Linked DNA regions of Homo sapiens: regions 1, 2, 3, 4 and 6 are each linked to region 5. Evidence: chromatin contacts called from ENCODE Hi-C or POLR2A ChIA-PET data. All regions are on one chromosome and are shown on one strand. Each heading gives the region's core, a stretch centred on a gene start or an enhancer-like site at or near the end of the contact. The rest is flanking DNA. Distances are from core to core; before and after follow the strand shown. Region 1 holds the start of LMTK3 (lemur tyrosine kinase 3). Region 2 holds the start of CYTH2 (cytohesin 2). Region 3 holds the start of IRF2BP1 (interferon regulatory factor 2 binding protein 1). Region 4 holds the start of CCDC61 (coiled-coil domain containing 61). Region 5 holds the start of CCDC9 (coiled-coil domain containing 9). Region 6 overlaps LMTK3 (lemur tyrosine kinase 3).

The links. Hi-C counts contacts between places; a loop is a spot of excess contacts on that map. ChIA-PET counts read pairs that join two places held with the same protein, here RNA polymerase II (POLR2A). Pooled maps may share reads with other maps.
Region 1: a map with no recorded cell type shows a loop between it and region 5 (5-fold over the local background). The contact joins the promoter of LMTK3 here to the promoter of CCDC9 in region 5. A Hi-C loop is called at or near these places in 1 of 37 single-sample maps with no recorded cell type and 2 of 50 pooled maps. POLR2A ChIA-PET finds 5 or more read pairs at or near these places in 1 of 52 experiments (CD8-positive, alpha-beta memory T cell).
Region 2: a loop to region 5 is called in a pooled map, with 13 times the contacts of the local background. The contact joins the promoter of CYTH2 here to the promoter of CCDC9 in region 5. A Hi-C loop is called at or near these places in 1 of 37 single-sample maps with no recorded cell type and 5 of 50 pooled maps. POLR2A ChIA-PET finds 5 or more read pairs at or near these places in 1 of 52 experiments (B cell).
Region 3: a map of gastrocnemius medialis shows a loop between it and region 5 (38-fold over the local background). The contact joins the promoter of IRF2BP1 here to the promoter of CCDC9 in region 5. A Hi-C loop is called at or near these places in 1 of 168 maps with a recorded cell type or tissue (gastrocnemius medialis) and 10 of 50 pooled maps. POLR2A ChIA-PET finds 5 or more read pairs at or near these places in 1 of 52 experiments (T-cell).
Region 4: a loop to region 5 is called in a map of CD8-positive, alpha-beta T cell, with 6 times the contacts of the local background. The contact joins the promoter of CCDC61 here to the promoter of CCDC9 in region 5. A Hi-C loop is called at or near these places in 2 of 168 maps with a recorded cell type or tissue (CD8-positive, alpha-beta T cell and naive thymus-derived CD4-positive, alpha-beta T cell), 1 of 37 single-sample maps with no recorded cell type and 8 of 50 pooled maps. POLR2A ChIA-PET finds 5 or more read pairs at or near these places in 2 of 52 experiments (AG04450 and GM12878).
Region 6: a loop to region 5 is called in a map with no recorded cell type, with 11 times the contacts of the local background. The contact joins the enhancer-like site here to the promoter of CCDC9 in region 5. A Hi-C loop is called at or near these places in 2 of 37 single-sample maps with no recorded cell type and 6 of 50 pooled maps. POLR2A ChIA-PET finds 5 or more read pairs at or near these places in 1 of 52 experiments (BJ).

Annotation. Positions count from the first base shown.
Region 1 is chr19:48,510,338-48,513,434 of GRCh38, reverse strand. It overlaps LMTK3 (lemur tyrosine kinase 3), which reads left to right and starts at 1,600. Exons shown (of 15, transcript NM_001388485.1): 1 at 1,600-1,934; 2 at 2,843-2,976. The coding sequence starts at 1,859.
Region 2 is chr19:48,467,837-48,471,138 of GRCh38, reverse strand. It overlaps CYTH2 (cytohesin 2), which reads right to left and starts at 1,770. Exons shown (of 12, transcript NM_004228.7): 1 at 1,613-1,770; 2 at 639-786; 3 at 470-536. The coding sequence starts at 1,631. It overlaps LOC105372430 (a long non-coding RNA gene), which reads left to right and starts at 1,606. Exons shown (of 3, transcript NR_186576.1): 1 at 1,606-2,128. RefSeq lists a silencer at 1,565-1,754 and enhancers at 1,118-2,111, 2,305-2,464, 2,169-2,669.
Region 3 is chr19:45,884,703-45,887,725 of GRCh38, reverse strand. IRF2BP1 (interferon regulatory factor 2 binding protein 1) reads left to right here and starts at 1,585. Exons shown (of 1, transcript NM_015649.3): 1 at 1,585-3,023. The coding sequence starts at 1,952. RefSeq lists enhancers at 761-810, 871-1,110, 1,261-1,410 and silencers at 1,571-2,050, 2,091-2,330.
Region 4 is chr19:45,994,114-45,997,302 of GRCh38, reverse strand. CCDC61 (coiled-coil domain containing 61) reads right to left here and starts at 1,836. Exons shown (of 14, transcript NM_001267723.2): 1 at 1,799-1,836. RefSeq lists enhancers at 1,719-1,898, 2,289-2,478.
Region 5 is chr19:47,254,700-47,257,794 of GRCh38, reverse strand. CCDC9 (coiled-coil domain containing 9) reads right to left here and starts at 1,270. Exons shown (of 12, transcript NM_015603.3): 1 at 1,186-1,270. RefSeq lists silencers at 472-521, 562-801, 1,012-1,121 and an enhancer at 1,012-1,921.
Region 6 is chr19:48,491,465-48,494,412 of GRCh38, reverse strand. It overlaps LMTK3 (lemur tyrosine kinase 3), which reads left to right. Exons shown (of 15, transcript NM_001388485.1): 12 at 304-719; 13 at 2,874-2,948. Among named protein-coding and RNA genes, the nearest start is that of LMTK3, 19 kb to the left of the region's middle. RefSeq lists an enhancer at 1-497 and silencers at 510-559, 750-1,229, 1,059-1,250, 1,250-1,459. Within about 2 kb of position 1,457, at least 26 of the 41 ENCODE cell types and tissues checked have a DNase peak (open chromatin) inside an H3K27ac peak, as active enhancers do.

The sequences.
Region 1 (3,097 bases), core at 351-2,850, 1.3 Mb before region 5:
CGGGTTCCAGTCCCAGCTTTGCCACTCCCCGGCTTGTGTGCCTTGGGGCAGGTGACTACCCCGCGCTGTGCCTCAGTTGCCTCATCTGTACAATGGGCATGATTAAAAAATACCTGTCTCAGAGGGCGGTTGTGAGGATTGAGAGGTAATTCTGTACGTGTAAAACGCTGCGGACGATACCTGGCACAGACTAAATACTCATAAGAATAAATACATTAAATAAACTATGATCATGTATCTTTTGTATGAGGCAAGTGCTGTGGTTGTGTAATGTCTGCGTAACCGCACGGGAAACGTGGGTATTTGCGACCCGTGTGTCTGTGCGCGTGTCTGTGTCTGTGTTGTGGGTGTGTGACTCTTTGTATGTGTTATGTGTGCCAGTGTGTGTTTATGTATGTGATGTGTGACTGTGGTGGGGTTCTGTGTCTTTGTAACCTTGTGTGAAAGGTGTGTGTATTTGTGATGTGTGTGTCCATGTCTGTTTAGGTATGTGATGTGTGCAACTCTGTGTGTCTGTGTATTTGATCTGTGTGCCTATGTCTGTGCTTATGTATGTGTGACTGTGTATATGTGCATGTTATATGTGTCTGTATGTATCAGTGTGTGGTGTATTTATGTGTATTTTTGCATGTGATTTATGTAGCCCTGTATGTATGAGTTGTGTGTGCCCGCATGCATGTGTATGTAGTGTGTCTGTGTGTATCCATGTGAGTGAAGCTTGTGTCCGTGTGAGTGATGCATGTTACGTGTCCGTATACATGCATGTATTATGTTTCTGTGTACTCATGTATGTGATGTGCCTGTCTCTGTGTAGCTGCTGTGTCCGTGTCTATGTTAGTTCATGTGATGTGTGTGTCTGCGTGTGTCTGTGCAATTGCTGTCTGTGCATGTCTGTGTGACGTGCATGTATGTGATACTTGTGTCTGTGGGTATTCTTTGTTGCCCATTTGTCTAGGGACTGTCTGCGTGGCTGTGACTATGAGTGTCAGCATGTCACAGTGGTGTCCGTGGGGATCTTTGTCTGTGGCGTGTGCGTCTGTGGATCTGGGGCTTTACTTTGTCCGGGGCATGTGTGGGTCTTTGTGATGCTTTGACGTTCCTGCGTGGCCGGGTGCATCTGTGCTGGAAGCTGGCCTGCCTGTGCGTTTCCAGTGCGGTCCCTGCGTCTTTGTGTGTGACGTGTACGTGTCCCCGTCTGCTGATGGCTGTCCACCTTTGTATGTGATGCGCTTGTCTATGAGGGTCCCTGCGACGTGTGTCAGCTGTGTGTGGGCTGCGCGTGCCTGACATCTGCATCTTAGCGTGTAGCACATGTGTCCATGCTGGTGGCATGTCACAGCGGTGTCCGGGCCAGGCACCCGTGGGCCCTGCCCCCCCACCCCCGCTGCAAGTGTGTGCCGGTCCCTGTCTGTCCCTCCCCCTCCCATTTCCTCCCCTCCCTCCTGGCAGCCAATGCTACGGGGGAGCCAGTTGCCATGACGACGCTCCATCCTCCCTCCTCCCACCCTTCCTGTGACAGGCTCTCTGCTCCCCCAATCCTGGCTGCCCTCGGGGGCGGGGCCCTCTTTCTCGCCCCCCCCATCCTACCCTCTCCCCCCCACCCCAGCAACCCCGGCTCCCCAGCATCTCTCCTCTGTCCGCCTCTCCATCCCTTCATCCGTCTGTCCCTTCAAAGAGGGGGAGGGGGGTACCTGAGCCAGCAAGCAGCCCCTCCCTCCCCCTGTCCTGCGTCTCCTGCCCCTCTCCTGGGCCGGGAGGAGGCCAGGGTCGCGCGGGTCCCCATGGCTGGGGGCTGAGGGCCCGCCCCCCCCTCCTCCCCAGCCGCCACCACCTCCACCTCCCTGCCATCCTCGACAAGATGCCTGCCCCCGGCGCCCTCATCCTCCTTGCGGCCGTCTCCGCCTCCGGCTGCCTGGCGTCCCCGGCCCACCCCGGTGAGTCTGTCGGGCCATCAGTCTGTCCGGTGGCCCCCACCCCCGCGGCGGCCTCGCTGTCTGCCCAGGGGTCTGTCTGCGGGTCCTGCCCCGTCACCTGGTGCGCGTCTTCCCGCAGCCCAGCAGGGCCCGGAGCGGCGGGGACGGTGCCTCTGTCAGCAGGGCCTGTGGGAGGGAGGCTGGGGGCTGGGTGGGGAGGGGGCTCCGTTTGGGCAACATGTGTGTATGCGTGCACGCATGTGTTTGTGCTGGTGTGTGCAGGAAGAAGGGGAAGGACAGGGCCTCTGGGAGAATTGGGGGCAGAGGACAGGAATACTATTTCTAAGGGGGACACAACACGGGAGGCTGTCTCTGGCTTCTGGAGAGACCCAGGGCTTGCGGAGTTCCCTTCTCTGGGTCTTGGGCTGGGGATAGAGAACATCGGTGTGCGCCAAGCGTCCCTAAAAGAGACAGATCTCAACCCCACAAACTGGGGGGTTCCAGCATGGGGCAAGAATCTTCTCCCAGCCTGCAGCTGAGAGCTAGTCCTCCTCCCCAACGAGGGGTAATGAGGCTGTCCACGGGAGCGTATTTTAAATTCTGCAAGCTCCAGACTTCACTATCACTCCTCTTTCCTTCAACCCTCATTGGAATTCATCCAAGCCTGGGGTGAGGGGATGGGGTGGGATGAGGTGGCGGGGGTCCCAGTTTGGGACGAGAAGAGAGACCCCACCCCCAATCCAACCACTTGGGAAGGCCCCAAACTACAACTCCCACAATGCCTTGGGCCACTCTGCACCTCTGCCAAGGGACCCTGGTCGCAGAGCATCACGGGAGTTGTAGTCCAAGACGTGCCGGGACGGGAGGGGGCATGATTCCGGTATCCAGGGACTTGAAGCTGGGACCCCAGCCCAGCCCTGTGCCCACAGATGGATTCGCCCTGGGCCGGGCTCCTCTGGCTCCTCCCTACGCTGTGGTCCTCATTTCCTGCTCCGGCCTGCTGGCCTTCATCTTCCTCCTCCTCACCTGTCTGTGCTGCAAACGGGGCGATGTCGGCTTCAAGGTGAGGTGCATGAGGGGATTCAACTTGGGGAGGAAGACTCCAGCAAGGCCTTTACCCCCTACACAGGTGGTTGGTGGGGAGAAGGGGGCAGTAAATCCGAGAGCACCTTCCAGCTTGAAGC
Region 2 (3,302 bases), core at 521-3,020, 1.2 Mb before region 5:
CACCTGGTGAACACCTACTCATCCTTCAAACCCGACCTGAATGTCTCCTCCTCAAGGAAGCCCTCCCTGACTCCACCAGCCTGCCTCCTCCAGAGGTCCACTACCCTGATACCTTCCTCCGTCACGGCACCTTTGTGGGAGAGAGGTCAACTCTCCTTTGTGCATGTCACTTTGTCCACAGCCCCTACAAGACTCGAGCTCATCTTGGGACCAGAAATGCGCCCATACAAGTAGAAAGTGGAAGACGACCTTCCAGGCAGGGGACAAAACAGTCAGGAGGGCTGGAACACTTGGTCAGTGTTCAGTGTTCAGAAAACAAATGGACAGCCAGTATCTGAATCCAGGGATTAGGACCAAGTCTGTCCACCTAGAATAGACCCGGCACCATCACGCTTCTGGAACCCGGAGGTGCCAGAAGCCCCTGCCTGGATGTTTGCCCAGCTGATCCCAGTCCTGTGGCCCCAAGCACCTTCTTGGGGTCCATGTTGAACTTCTTCCTGCCCATTGCCATCTTCCGGTTCCGTTGCAAGGTCTTACTGCAGGAGCAGAGAGCAGGGTTGGGGGTGGAGGGTCAATGCCTGGGCATCCCTGGCCTCAGCCAACCCCACGCCCCCTAGGTCATCCGCCCCAGCCCTCACCTGCCCTCATTGGCCTCCAGCCCCTCCACCTCGCTCATGGCTTCACTGAGCTCCTCCCGCAGGCGCTGAATCTCCACCAGCAGCTCCTGCTTCCGCCGCCGGATGTTCTCCAGCTCCATCCGCTCCTCCGGAGTCAGGTCTGGGGGTTCTAGGGATCGGGGTCAAGGTTTAAAAGTCAGTGCTAGGGGCCGTGAGCCTGAATTCCTGCAATCTGGGGGCGGACAGAGCTGGGAGAGGATGTGTAAGGGGCTTCCTATGTCTGCACAGAAGAATGGGCTGGGGGCCTGGATTCCTCCCTGCAGAGGAGAAAGAGCTGGGGCTCTAAACTCTTGAGTCCTGGGGGACAAGGGGAATTGGGGCCCGGATTCCTGAGTCTGAGGGAGAAGGGGAATGGGTGCCTGAGCTCTTAGATCTGAGGGAAGAAAGGGCTGGGGGCCTCGGCTTCTAGGTCCATTACTTGGAAGGGGACTGAGGCCTTGGTTTTCTGACTCCATTACTGGCGAGGTAGCTGGGGACCTGGTTATCCGGACTACTGGGTCCATGAAAAGTCACTACAGCCGGGGGAACTGATGACAGCTCAGGAGAGTTGGGAAGGTGGGGCGGGACATCGAAGGCCCCCGCCCCCCAAGATTTCTCCCCTCCCCGCAACCCAAGCGCCCCTCCCCGGCCCCGGCAGGCGCTGGGCTCGCCCGCCCCTCCAGCGGGAATGGTTCCGCCCCGGCCTCGCCTCCACCACTCCATCCCGCCCCTCCCGCCGCCACCGGAAACAGGCTCAGCCCAAACAATGGCCTGGAACGCCCGGCTTTCGGGCCCCGCCGGAAGCCCGTCCAGCGCCCAACAAAAGCGGCGCGACAAGTCTACGACTGAGCCGAACGCTTCTGGGCGCCGCGCGCCAGGGGGAAACGTTCGCGGCGGAACGTTCAGGAGAAAACGCTCCAGCAACTCCCAGCCGACCCCGCCCCTCCCCGACCTACCATAGACGCCGTCCTCCATGGCGGCTAGGAAGGCCCGCGGGGAATCCGGGGCGGTCCCGCCAGTCGGGCCTGGATCCGCGTTGGCCCGCGGGCTCGGGTGAGCCCGCTCAAACGCCCCGGGAGCCACCGCCGCCTCCTCAGCGCCAGTCCTCAGCGCTGAAAAGACTCTTCCCTTCGTCGCCCAACCGCCCCTTCAGTAGGGACCGCCCCTCTTTTTGACACTGTCCAATCCACAGTGGGCGCTTTCGTCCTCCCCGCCCTCGCCACCAAAGGATCGTTCTCCAGGGCCAACAGTCGTACAAAAAGCCGGTGTAGGTATGTCCGGCCAGAGGTAGACGGCCCGCGGGGCCAATCGGAGTGCAGGCAGGGCAGCAGGCCCCGCCTCCGAAACAACAGAAAGCACTTGACAGGCTTGCTCTCCAATGAGAAGCCCCGGAAAAGTGTCGCGCGGAGGCGGAGCCACGCGGTACAGCCACCTCTGCGCCTGCTCAAAGGCCCTGGACACTTGGAGTCTAGGTAAACCGAGCCCCGCCTCCGATAATACGTTGCTAGGGGGCGGTACTTTGTTAGTCTTGTTGCTAGGAGGCGGGGCTAGAACTGGCTTGTTTCCGTAAGCCACACCTCCTAGCAGGCCATGCTGGCTTCTGACCGCAAAGGTTGCCATGCAACCGGGAGCGGCTTTAGGCCTCCTTTTCTTTTGCATTTCTTCTCCGCGTATTTCCCCTCCTCTCAGCCCCTTCTTACCGCCGAACTCCTTCTTTATCACCATCTATGCCCTCCCCATCCCCCTCAGCCTCTTCGGAGTCGTGGAGTGGTGAAACAAAAGACTTCTTCGTTTTTTCTTTTTTTTTTTTTTTTGAGACAGAGTCTTGCTCTGTCGCCCAAGCTGGAGTGCAGTTGCGCGATCTCGGTTCACTGCAACCTCCGCCTCCCGGGTTCAAGCAATTCTCCTGCCTCAGCCTCCCGAGTAGCTGGGATTACAGGGTTGCACCATGATGGTGCATGCCTGGCTATTTTTTGTATTTTTAATAGAGACGGGCGTTTCACCATGTTGGCCAAGCTGGTCTCGAACTCCTGACCTCATGATCCGCCCACCTTGGCCCTCCAAAGTGCTGGGGTTACAGGCGTGAGCCACCGCGCCTGGCCAAGATTTACTTTTTTCTAAATGCTATGCTATTTGGTATCGGTCATGGGGAATGGAACAGGGGAAGGTGAAATTTAGTGAAAGCACAGGCTCGGCCTTCCTGGCACCTTCTGCCGCTCAGACTCCTCCCTCATTTCTCCAAACTCCTTCCTTTAGCTTAGCATCCTCCTAAGACTCCTCCCTTCCCCAAGCATCCTCCTGCTAAGACAACTCCCCTTTCCTCAGCATCCTCCCACCTCTCTGATTCCTTCTCCCATCTCAGAGGCCTTTTTTCCTCTCTGGCTCCCCTCACGTCACGGTCCCCCTTGTCCTCTCATACTCTTGCCCTTTTTTTTTTTTTTTTTTTTTTTGAGACAGAGTTTTGCTCTTTTGCCCAGTCTGGAATGAACTGGCATGATCTCAGCTCACTGCAACCTCCACCCACAAGGTTGACGCGATACTCCTACCTCAGCCTCCCAAGGAGCTGGGATTATAGGCGCCCACCACCATGCCCGGCTAATTTTTGTATTTTTAGTAGAGACGGGGTTTCGCCATGTTGGCCAGGCT
Region 3 (3,023 bases), core at 336-2,835, 1.4 Mb after region 5:
GTCCTCTTGAATGAGTCGATAGTTTTCACTAATTTTTTTTAAGGTAACCACAGTACATGAAACCCATGATTGTGAACGTATTACCTAGGATGAGGCAAAAATAGATAAATCTTTTTATTTTTATTTATTTTTTTGAGACAGGATCTTGCTCTGTTGCCCAGGCTGGAGTGCAGTGACGCAATCATGGTTCACTGTAGCCTGTTATCTCCAGGCTCAAGCAATCCTCCCACTTCAGCCTGATAAATCTTTTTTTTAAGGGAGAAAAGTGTTCAAATACAGGTAGTAGACAAAATTGTGAAACCATTTTAAAATTGTGAGGTCTGGGTAACAGAATCAGAGCTGCTGCGGTTCCAGTGGGACGGGAGGAGAAGGGACAAGCAGCCCCTCACTAGACAAAACCAGGGCCAACTGGTACGTCATTCAAATATTTTTGAGCACCTAACACGGACCCAGGCCTAGAGAAAGGGGCTGTTGTGGGTTGGAACCTGGAGACCCGCCTCCGCCCTTCCCCAAAGACAGCCTCGTCCAGTTCCCAATGCCTGGGAAAGAAGAAGGGTCCTCACAGCCTGATTGGGCCTTCCAGGTAGTGAGCGCTCAAGGTTGGGGAAAGGTTGGTCTGGTGTTTGCCCTTCCCCAGCAACTCCCTCCTCTTGCCCGTCACTTCTTAACCCCTTACTCTTCCCTCAAACTGGGGAGCAACAGAAGATAAGGGTCCCCCAAACGCCACGCTCCGAATGCACGTAAAGAGCCCCCAGAAAAGTGGGGGGGCGGGGGGTAGCCGGGAAAGTAGCGTGAATCTGGAAGGCCTCCCCAAACCTCCCAGAGGGCGGAAGTGCGTCACTATGTCCGACCCGCAGTGCATTTTGGGAATTGTAGTGAAGCGGGTGGGGGACGCCGAGCCCCCGATGGTGTAACCCTTTAGAGACCAGAGCGCGCGGGCAGAGCTGGGACAGGGTTAGAGGGCGGCCAGTCGCCCCACTCTTTTAGCAGAGAAACAACTGAGACAAGGCTCTGGCTCGGAAGCCCTTAGTCCTCTCCCTTCTCTGGCTGTGGCGGGCCCCAGAAGCATATATCTAGGATTCCGGGGGGAGGACGAAGTGCCAGGTGGCCACCCCCACCCCCACCTAGTTGCCAGCTTCCCGTCCCTGCTCTGAAGCCAATCAGGGCTTCTCCGCCCCGCCCCAGAAGCTGCTACTTTCCTAATCCGTCATTGGCCCACCTTTGCTGGGCGGGGAAACTGAGGTTCAGAGAGGGCAAGACATTTTGCCTAAAGCTGCACAGCAAATCCGAGCAGAAGTTGGAAGCCCGGAAGCCTGTCCACCCACCCCCACAATTTCTGAATCCGGAGTAGCTCTGATCATTTGTATTGCATCCTCGCCTACCACCTTTGTGTCCCAGCATCTTGCGGCGCGCTGAACTCCGGCCCCACGGAGAAGGTTGTAAGGTTTGCGCCGGCAGAGGCGACAACCCCCCCAGCCCGCGTCTGCCCGCCGTTCCCTTTAAGAGCCGGCCCCGGCGGGACTACGTTTCCCAGAAGGCTTTGCAGGCGTGTTATGTAACTTTCCCTGCGAAGCGGCCTCTGGGGCAGAAGAAGGAGGTGGAGGCGGCGGCGGCCGTTGCAGCGGCGGCGGCGAGAGCGGCGGGAGCCCGAGGCGGCGGCGCTCGCGGCCCATCGTGGGGCCCGAGCTGTGCGCCTCGGCTCGGAGCCCGGACCGGGCGGGGGCGCCGACGTGCCTCAGCCTGCCTTCGCGAGGGAGGCGGGAGTGAGCAGAAAGGCTTAGGGCCCAGGGGGCGGGGAAGGGGGGCCGGGCCTGGATCCGGCGGGGAGGCCGAGCCGGAGGCCGGACCGTGGCTCGCGCTGTCCCCGGGACGCGGATCGAACGTTGGCGGCGCGGATCGCACGTCGGCGGCCGGTGGAACGCGGGAGCTGGGCGGCGCGCGGACTGGGGCCATGGCGTCTGTGCAGGCGTCCCGCCGCCAGTGGTGCTACCTGTGCGACCTGCCCAAGATGCCGTGGGCCATGGTGTGGGACTTCAGCGAGGCCGTGTGTCGCGGCTGCGTGAACTTCGAGGGCGCGGACCGCATCGAACTGCTCATCGATGCCGCCCGCCAGCTCAAGCGCAGCCACGTGCTCCCCGAGGGCCGCTCGCCCGGGCCCCCGGCCCTTAAGCACCCGGCCACCAAGGACCTGGCGGCGGCAGCCGCACAGGGGCCCCAGCTGCCGCCCCCGCAGGCCCAGCCCCAGCCGTCAGGGACCGGCGGCGGCGTGTCGGGCCAGGACCGCTATGACAGGGCCACATCATCAGGCCGCCTCCCCCTGCCCTCGCCCGCCCTGGAGTACACTCTGGGGTCCCGCCTGGCCAATGGGCTGGGCCGTGAGGAGGCCGTGGCTGAGGGGGCGCGAAGGGCCTTGCTTGGCTCCATGCCTGGCTTGATGCCCCCTGGGCTGCTGGCAGCTGCAGTGTCTGGCCTGGGAAGCCGAGGCCTGACGCTGGCACCCGGCTTGAGTCCTGCCCGTCCCCTCTTCGGCTCCGATTTCGAGAAAGAGAAGCAGCAGAGGAATGCGGACTGTCTGGCAGAACTGAACGAGGCCATGCGAGGCCGGGCAGAGGAATGGCACGGGCGCCCCAAAGCAGTGCGGGAACAGCTACTGGCGCTGTCCGCCTGCGCCCCGTTCAATGTGCGCTTCAAGAAGGATCACGGGCTGGTGGGGCGAGTGTTCGCCTTCGATGCTACTGCCCGTCCTCCAGGATACGAGTTCGAGCTGAAGCTCTTCACCGAATACCCCTGTGGTTCCGGCAATGTGTACGCCGGCGTCCTGGCAGTGGCTCGCCAGATGTTCCACGATGCTCTGCGGGAGCCGGGCAAGGCACTGGCTTCTTCGGGCTTCAAGTACCTCGAATATGAACGCCGGCATGGATCAGGAGAATGGCGGCAGCTGGGCGAGCTGCTTACCGACGGCGTCCGCAGCTTCCGCGAGCCAGCTCCCGCGGAGGCCCTGCCCCAGCAGTACCCAGAGCCGG
Region 4 (3,189 bases), core at 587-3,086, 1.3 Mb after region 5:
TTTAGCAAATGCCTGGTTGTGAAGCTGACGTCTGAGCGGAGACCTGAAAGAGGTGTGGAAGAAGCCACACAGACACCTGAAAAGACCTGATCCAGAAGGACAGGACAGCGAGTACAAAGGCCCTGAGGTGGCAGTGCGTTCAGGGACAGCGAGTACAAAGGCCCTGAGATGGCAATGTGTTCGCTATGTTCAAATGACAGCGGGGAGGCCAGGGTGGCTGCAGCAGAGTGAGCCAGGGGAATGAGAGAAGTGATGGGAGTTGAGGGGAGGGAGGAGGAGGAACCCAATAGGTTGGGGCCTCGTGGATATGGTGAAGACTTTTGCAGTGTAATGTGGGAGCCAGGAGAGGGTTTGAAAGGAGAAACAACCTGACCTGACTTCTGTTCTACTAGTATCCCCCTAACAGTGAGAGGCAGAGAGCCCACCTGGAAGGCCACTGCAACAAACCAGGTAAGAGCAGGAGACAAACTGAGGCCAGAGTGGTAGCAAAGGAGCTGGTGAGGCATGGTTGGATTCTGGATGTGTTTTGAAGACAGAGCTAATGCGATCTGCTAGACCATATATAAGTAAGACAAAAGGGAGAAGTGAAGAAGACTCCAAGCTAGCCAGGCACGGTGGCTCACGCCTGTAATCCCAACACTTTGGGAGGCTGAGGCGGGTGGATCACCTGAGGTCACGAGTTCAAGACCAACCTGGCCAACATAGTGAAACCCCTTCTCTACTAAAAATACAAACAATTAGCTGGGTGTGGTGGCGGGCGCCTGTAATTCCCTTGAATCTGGGAAGTGGAGGTTTCAGTGAGCCAAGATCGCGCCATTGCACTCCAGCCTGGGCTACAAGAGCGAAACTCTGTCTCAAAAAAAAAAAAAAAAGAACACTCCAAGCTTCTTGATCTTAGTACCTGGCAGGATGAATGTCCCATCAACTGGGTTTGGAGGTTGAAAGGAAGAAATCGCAAGATTGGTTTGGGACAAGTTTATGTCTGAATGTCAGATGAACTTCCAAAGAGAGAAGAGTCGGCCATGATATGAGTCTGGAGTTCAGGGCAGAGATCCAGGCTGGAAATACACACGTGGGAGTTCTCATTAGATAAAGAGGGTGAAGCTAGCCAATGGTATAGACAGAGATGATGTCATTCTACTGATGATGAAGCTGAGGCACAGAAGGGTTAAACAACTGGCCCAAAGCCACAGTAATGATCAGTGGCAGAGCCAGGATTCAAATTCGGGATTCAACCCGACGCCAGAGCCCACATTCTTAACCATCAGTAGAGTAAGTTTAAGAGTTAATTCACCTAAAACACTTGGCAGGTGCACAGCACATAGCAAACGCCACAGGCATAATAGGGCTTCACATCTCTTTAAAGTACATGCTCATCCCTGGAGGTCTCCTTCCCTCCCTTCCTCAATATTGCTTCTTCCCACGACTTTCACCCAAATCAAAGCTTGTAAAGCATAGTGCGCTGTAATAACCCTCTGCCTTAAAACCTCCTACTAAATCGCCACGCTGCATTCCAAGGACGTCTCTATATTTTACCATCTGCTGTCTCCTGCTTTACAACTTTCCCCATTGAAGACCCTCCTGCGATATACAGATCACCCCCAACTCACATGCTGCGCTCAGCCTCACAACCCCTCAATCAAGCGCCTACCCTTGTTAAAGGGCACCCTCCCTCCCGATTCCTACAAGGCCAGGTCAGCTGCCCACCGCAGCCCACTCTCCCCCGAGAGAAGCCCCTTCCCCTCCACCTAAGACCTCCACCACGGCCCGCGCAACCGCCACTCCCGCGGCCTCTCACCTTCTCCACTAGCAACCCTCCTCGCGAGCGGTTCAACTGACGAAGCTCCAGCCCCGCCCCAGGATCCGGCGTTCTCGCTTCTGATTGGTCACAGCTTACCAGCAGCCAAGTTTCCATTAGCCAAAAGAGACGCCCATCACTCTGTCCCTCCCCCAGAGGAGAACCCGCCCTCCAAAACTTCCAATTGGCTAACTAAGAAGAGGCTGTCCCAAATGGGTTGGGGGAGGCACCTAACGTCGGGCTCTTCTCTAATCACTACTGGCTAATAATGCTGCCAGTCATACAAAAAGGTTGTTCCCCAGAGTGGAAGGGAAAGAATCCCGGAAGTAGCCCCTTGACTCCACCTATTACCCCCTGCGGGAGGGTAGGCCGCGCCCACGTGGTGGGGAGGGCCTGGAAGGGAGAGCCGGGTGTGCATGCGCATGGGGAGATAGTGGCCGCGGCTCCGGAAACTGGGGAGTGGTCTCAGCATAAAGACAGGTTGAGATTTGTCATCGCTTGGTGCATTCCAAACCTGCACTAAGCATTTTGCAGGACTTGGCTTATTTAAACTTTATAACAGCCCTGCAAAGTTATTATGATTTCCATTTTACCACTAAGAAAACAGTCTCAGAGAGGTATAGCCACTAGCCCGGGTTCACACGGCTTTTGAACGACCCATATTTTAAACCGATCAGTCATGAACTGGAAGGATCCAGCTAAAGGAATTGAGCGCGGGGATGGGGGAGGAGGGACCTCTTTAAGAAAGGAAAATAAAGTTTAAAGAAAAAAAAAAACTGACATGAAAGTTTACTTAGAATATGAAATAATAACAAATTACATATTTAAAAGAGCCAAATACCACAAACATTGCAAAATCCCAAAGGATAACGTAATGTTTTTATTAATTTTCTGCCTGACACACCTCTGTGATGTTTCCTACTTTTTCAGCTGCATGTTTCACAATATCCTTGTCTACAAAGAGAAAAGTAAGTTATCTTTCCTCTAGCGTGGTTGATGGAACTTTTTAAAAATTCATTATAATTTAGAACAAGTTTCAGCTTCACAAATCAGTATTGGTGATGTTATTGAAGTCTTTTGGAAATCTAGAAAAACTTCTGGCCAGGCGCGGTGGCTCACACCTGTAATCCCAGCACTTTGGGAATCACGAGGTCAGGAGTTCGAGACCAGCCTGAACCACCTGGTGAAACCCTGTCTCTACTAAAAATATAAAAAATTAGCTGGGCGCAGTAGCGGACGCCTGTAATCCCAGCTACTCAGGAGGCTGAGGCAGGAGAATCACTTGAACTCGGGAGGCGGAGGTTGCAGTGAGCCAAGATCGTGCCACTGCACGCCAGCCTGGGCAACAGAGTGAGATGCCACCTCCAAAAAAAAAAAAAGAAAAACTTTCA
Region 5 (3,095 bases), core at 21-2,520:
TTGGCTGCCCAAGCTCTCAGAGAACATTCCAAGCCCGCGCCTTCCTCAGGGACGTCCTAGTCCCGTCTCCAGCGCCCTACGGAAGGTCGACAGCCTCCCGCCTCCCCCGAAAGGATTCTGTACACAGGCCCAGAACTCACTGGCGAGGCTTCCTGGAACTGGCGTTTTGCCCCACTGAATACTCCACCCGCCCCAACAAGGACAAAACTACCCAGGCCCGCCCCAGATTTTCTGTGCAAAGCTCCAGCCTCAATCCGGCTGGGAATGCCAGGGCCACGTCCCCGACATCCTGGAAACCGCTCTGGCCCCGCCCACGGCTCGGGAAAAAACTTTCTGGCCCCGCCTTTCCCGCCAGACTTCTGGCCCCGCCCCCACCCATGGGCCATTAATGTGGCCCCGCTCCCGACTTTCCCAGCCACGCTCTTTCCCCGCCTCCTGGCTCGCAGGCAACAGCCTACACCCGCCCCTACCATCTCTTATTATTATTCCAGCCCCGCCCCCGGCCTGCCCAGTCAACCCTCTGGCCCCGCCTCCGATTGGCCTGGCCAACCTCCTGGACACGCCCCCTGACTCCCTCCCACACCTCGTTGCGTCAGCATCTGGCCCCGCCCATGGCTTCCCCAGGGTTCTGGCTCAACTCCCCGCTTCCCCGCCTCCCGGCCAACGCTCTGGCCGCGCCCGTGGCTCAGACGAAACTTTCTGGCTCCACCCCCAGCATTCCCCGCCAGCACCCTGGCCCCGCCCCCTGGCTCCCCCACTACATTGTGGCCCCGCCCCCGCCATTGCGTCAGCCTCTGGGTCCGCCCCCAACGTCCCGGCCAAGAATCTGGACCCACTTCCAGTAAGGCAAAACTTTCTGGCCCCGCCCACAGAGCTTCCGCCCGGCGTCCGAGCCCCGCCACACAGCTGAACAAGCAACACTATGGCCCCGCCCACAGTCCAGCCACAACTTTTAGGTCCCGCCCACAGCCGCCGGCCCAGGCTCTGGCCACGCCCCGCCCCGACCCTGCCCACCCACCCAACGGCCCGCCCCGCCAGCGCCCCTCCAGCTTCCCATGTGGGCGTCCTGTCCCCGCCCCCCGCAGAGAACTCCGACCCCGCCCGGGCCTGTTCGCACTCCCCGCCACGTGGGGCTTCAGGCCCCGCCTTCTCTGGGCGCGCTCCCGGCCCCCTCCCCCAGGTCACCTGTCCCGGAGACCCCGCGGCGTCCGCGACTCCGGCTCCGTCGGCCTCTGCGACCGCAGCTCCCGGGCCAGGCGCGTCACTTCCTGCCTGCACCACGTGAGGAAGGGAAATAAAGAGGGTCACTTCCGGTCCTGTGGGACCGTTTCCGGGAGCCTTAAAGGGGCCGCGCCTCCGCGATGGATGCGGGAGCGGGGCCGACTGGCCCCCCGGGTGTTCCGCAAGCTCATCCAACTTCCTTCTGCCTGAATTACCAACTTCCAGGAAAAGGAGACACCGTCCTCACTCCCTGGCCTCTACCTCTTTCTTCAAGCTGTTTCCGCCTCCAGCCCCTCATTCCTGGTTTCTATCAGTAGATGCCAAGCACTGGGCACTGACGCCTGGAAGCCTGGCGTGGTTCGAGCCCCCTCGTGCCAATGAAACCTTAGAGTTCGCTTTAGAAGCTTCAGATGTTCTACCGGCCGTGGGCGGTGGCTCACACTTGTAATCCCAGCACCTTGGGAGGCCGAGGCGGGCGGATCACCTGAGGTCAGAAGTTCGAGATCAGTCTGGCCAACATTGTGAAATCCCGTCTCTACAAAAAAAATTAGCCGGTTGTGGTGGCGCGCGCCTGTAATCCCAGCAACTCGGGAGGCTGAAGCAGGAGAATCGCTTGAACCGGGGAGGCAGAGGTTGCAGTGAGCCGAGATCATGCCACCGCACTGCAGCCTAGACGACAGAGCAGACCCCTTCTCGAAAATAAAATAAAATGCTGGGCGCAGTGGCTCACGCTTGTAATCCCAGCACTTTGGGAGGCCGAGGAGGGCGGATCACTTGAGGCCAGGAATTCGAGACCATCCTTGCCAACATGGTGAAACCCCGTCTCTACTAAAAATACAAAAAAAATCAGCCCGGCGTGGTGGCGGGCGCCTGTAGTCCGAGCTACTCCGGAGACTGAGCCAGGAGAATGGCGTGAACCCCGGGGGCGGAGCTTGCAGTGAGCCGAGATCGCTCCACTGCACTCTAGCCTGGGCGACACAGGGAGACTCCGTCTCAAAAAATATACATATACAAAAATTAGCCAGGCATGGTGGCGGGCGCCTGTAATCCCAGCTACTTGGGAGGCTGAGGCAGGAGCATCGCTTGAACCCGGGAGGCAGAGGTTGCAGTAAGCCGAGATTGCACCACTGCACTGCAGCCTGGGCGACAGAACGAGAGACTCCGTCTCAAAATAAAATAGGCCGGGCGCCGTGGCTCACGCCTGTAATCCCAGCACTTTGGGAGTCCGAGGCGGGTGGATCACCCGAGGTCAGGAGTTTGAGACCAGCCTGACCAACGTGGTGAAACCCTGTCTCTACTAAAAAATACAAAAATTAGCCAGGCATGGTGGCGGGCACCTGTAACACCTGTAATCCCAGCTACAGGCTGAAGCAGGAGAATCGCTTAAACCCGGGAGGCAGAGGTTGCAGTGAGCTGAGATCGTGCCATTGCACTCCAGCCTGGGCGACAGAGCAAGACTACGTCTCAAAAAAATAAATAACTGGCCAGGCGCAGTGGCTCATGCCTGTAATCCCAGCACTTTGGGAGGCCGAGGCAGGTGGATCACAAGGTCAGGAGTTCGAGACCAGCCTGGCTAACATGGTGAAACCCCGTCTTTACTAAAAATACAAAATTTAGCCAAGCATGGTGGCAGATGCCTGTAATCCCAGCTACTTGGGAGGCTGAGATAGAGAATTGCTTGAACCCGGGAGGCAGAGGTTGCAGTGAGGCAAGATCGTGCCACTGCACTCCAGCCTGGGCGACAAAGTGAGACTCCGTATCGAAAATAAATAAGTAAATGAAATCATAAAATATAAAATAAGGCCGGGCGCGGTGGCTCACGCCTGTAATCCCAGCACTTTGGGAGGCCGAGGCGGGCGGATCACGAGGTCAGG
Region 6 (2,948 bases), core at 208-2,707, 1.2 Mb before region 5:
GGTCAGGCCAGAGGAGGTGGGGACAGAGGCCAGAGAAATCAGGTAGGCCAGGGCATGAGGGCCTGGTGGGCTGTGGGAAGTTGCGGCTTAAAGCCGTTGGCACTGGGGAGCTCTGGGGAGGTTGAGCACTGGAGAGGACCTTTCCCACCCTGCCTGGAGAAGCCCTGGTGCAGCCCTTCCGTTCACAAAGTGGGTGCTGAGGCCCAGATTGTGCGGGGGTCTTATCTGAGGCCACACAGCTAGGTGGGAGGGCCTGCCTCAGTTTCACCGGGACAGGGGCTCACCAGGTCTCTCCCCTCGCAGCCAGGCTCTCCCGGCTCTCGCTGGCGCTGCCGCCGCTCACGCTCACGCCATTCCCGGGGCCGGGCCCGCGGCGGCCCCCGTGGGAGGGCGCGGACGCCGGGGCGGCTGGCGGGGAGGCCGGCGGGGCGGGAGCGCCGGGGCCGGCGGAGGAGGACGGGGAGGACGAGGACGAGGACGAGGAGGAGGACGAGGAGGCGGCGGCGCCGGGCGCGGCGGCGGGGCCGCGGGGCCCCGGGAGGGCGCGAGCAGCCCCGGTGCCCGTCGTGGTGAGCAGCGCCGACGCGGACGCGGCCCGCCCGCTGCGGGGGCTGCTCAAGTCTCCGCGCGGGGCCGACGAGCCAGAGGACAGCGAGCTGGAGAGGAAGCGCAAGATGGTCTCCTTCCACGGGGACGTGACCGTCTACCTCTTCGACCAGGTGCGGAACCCGAGAGGGCGCGGTTTCGGGGTCGCGGCCTGGAGGGAGCAGGAGCCTAGAGCCGGGAAGGGCCTGGCGGGAGGCCGAGCTTAGAGTTGGGCGGGGCCTGGAGGGAGGCGGAGCTGGAGTGGGGCGGGGCCTGAAGGGAGGCCGAGCTAGGGTGGGGCGGGGCCTGGAGGGAGGCCGAGTTAGAGTGGGGCGTGGCCTGAAGGGAGGCCGAGCTGGAGTGATGCGGGGCCTGGAGGGAGGGCAAGCTGAATTGGGGTGGGACCTAAGGGGAGCCCCAATCTAGAGTGGGGCGGGGCCTGGGGCGGGGCCGAGCTAGAGTGGGGCGGGGCCCAGGGAGAGGGCGGGCTGGGGGGCGGAGCCCAGGGCGGGGCCTGGAGGGAGGTCGAGCCTAGAGGTGCAGGGCCTGGGGCGGGGCCTAGACGAAGGCTGAGCTTAGGGTGGGGCGGGGTCTACAGCAGGGTTTGAAGGCAGGCTGAGCCTAGAGCGGGGGCGGGGCCTGGAAGGAGACCGCGCCTAGGATCGGGACAGAGTCTGGATCCGGGCCTGAGGGAGGCCAAGTCTGTGGCGCGGCAAGAGGAGGCCTGGAGAAAATCCAAGGCTGGAATGGGGGCGGAGCCTAGGGCGGGGCGGATGGAGCAGGGCGCGGGAAGGGCCTGAGGGGTGAAGGCGGGGTCTGGGGAGAGACTGGTCAGGGAAATGGGGCGGGACTAGGAAGATGGGAGGAGGCTTTGAGTGTGAGGGCAGGGCCTGGCAATGGGGCAGGGCCAGGAGTATGGGCCGAGCCTAGAGCTGGGGCGGGACCTAGGGTGAGGGCAGGGCTTGTGACGGGGGCGTGGTCTAGAGGGCGAGGAGAGGTCTGGAGAGAGAGTGTGGGTCTGGAAGGAAAGAGGGGGTACTGGGTAGTCAAGTATGGGATCCTGGAGAGGCTAGGGAGGAAGTGTTGAGAAGAGGCCTGGATGGTGAAGGGGCCTAGTGAGAGTTTGGGCATGGTTTGTTGACTAGAGTTCTAGTGTCTGTAGGCTGGTTCGGGTTGGAGCAGATCTTACCCACTAGGGAAGGGCCATGGCTAGGCTGCAGGTGGGCTTCAGAGATGGAGCAGGCAGTCTTAACGTATTCTGGGGTGAGGTCAGGGATGAGCGAACCTAACGACTGGGACGGGTCTTTAGAGAGATGGGTTGAGGAATGTGTTAAGAGTTAGGCCTGTCCCGGGTGGCTCACGCCTGTAATCCCAGCACTTTGGGAGGCCGAGGCGGGAGGATCACTTGAGGTCAAGAGTTCGAGACCAGCCTAGCCAAAATGGCGAGACCTCGTCTCTTAAAAAGAAAAAAATTATCTTGGTGTGGTGGTGCGCATCTGTAGTCCCAGCTACTTAGGAGGCTCAGGTGGGAGGATCGCTTGAGCCCAGGAGGTTGAGGCTGCATTGAGCCATGATCACAACACTGCTCTCCAGCCTGGGCGACAGTGAGACTCTGTCTAAAACAAAAAGAAAAACACAGGATATGGTGTTGAAGAGAAAAAGGGAGGGCGAGTGGTGCTGAGGAACTGGGACCTTGTCTAGATGAACCTGGGGCGGGCATACTGGGCTGAGATTATGAAAGGAATGGAAACAAGGCCAAGAACTGGGGCCTGGGCCACTGAAATGTTTTCAGAGGGGTGGGACTTGGAGGGCGGGAGCAGGTCTACTTCTGAGGGAGGGCTCAGGGGCAGGGTCACAGCATCCAGCACGGCATGCGCTCAGGATGGGGCAGGGGTTGGGAGGGCCACTGGAGCAGGTCAAGATCTCAGAGGTGGGTGGGACTGACGTGGACGGGGTGGGGCTTATGGAGATCGCTTTGGGTTAGGGGATCCGGTGGAGGCCTCACGTTAATGAGCCAGGAGAGAATCCCTGCGTTGGGCTACTTAGCTGTGCGCGGGGCTCCGCTGTCAGGAAAGGAGCCTCTGGCCAGGTTGAGGTTAAGGCTGGCCCAAGGCTTCGAAGCCAGATTAGGGGCTCCAGCCACCTCTCCAGAGCGTGCGAGTCAGTGATTACAAATTGGGATTCCTAGAGCCCCAGAAATATTAGCCGGTTTTGTTGCTTTTGGGGGATGCGGTAAATGGGACGTGAAGGTTTGTCCCCTCTGGCTTCCCCCTAATCTGCCTTCACAGGAGACGCCAACCAACGAGCTGAGCGTCCAGGCCCCCCCCGAGGGGGACACGGACCCGTCAACGCCTCCAGCGCCC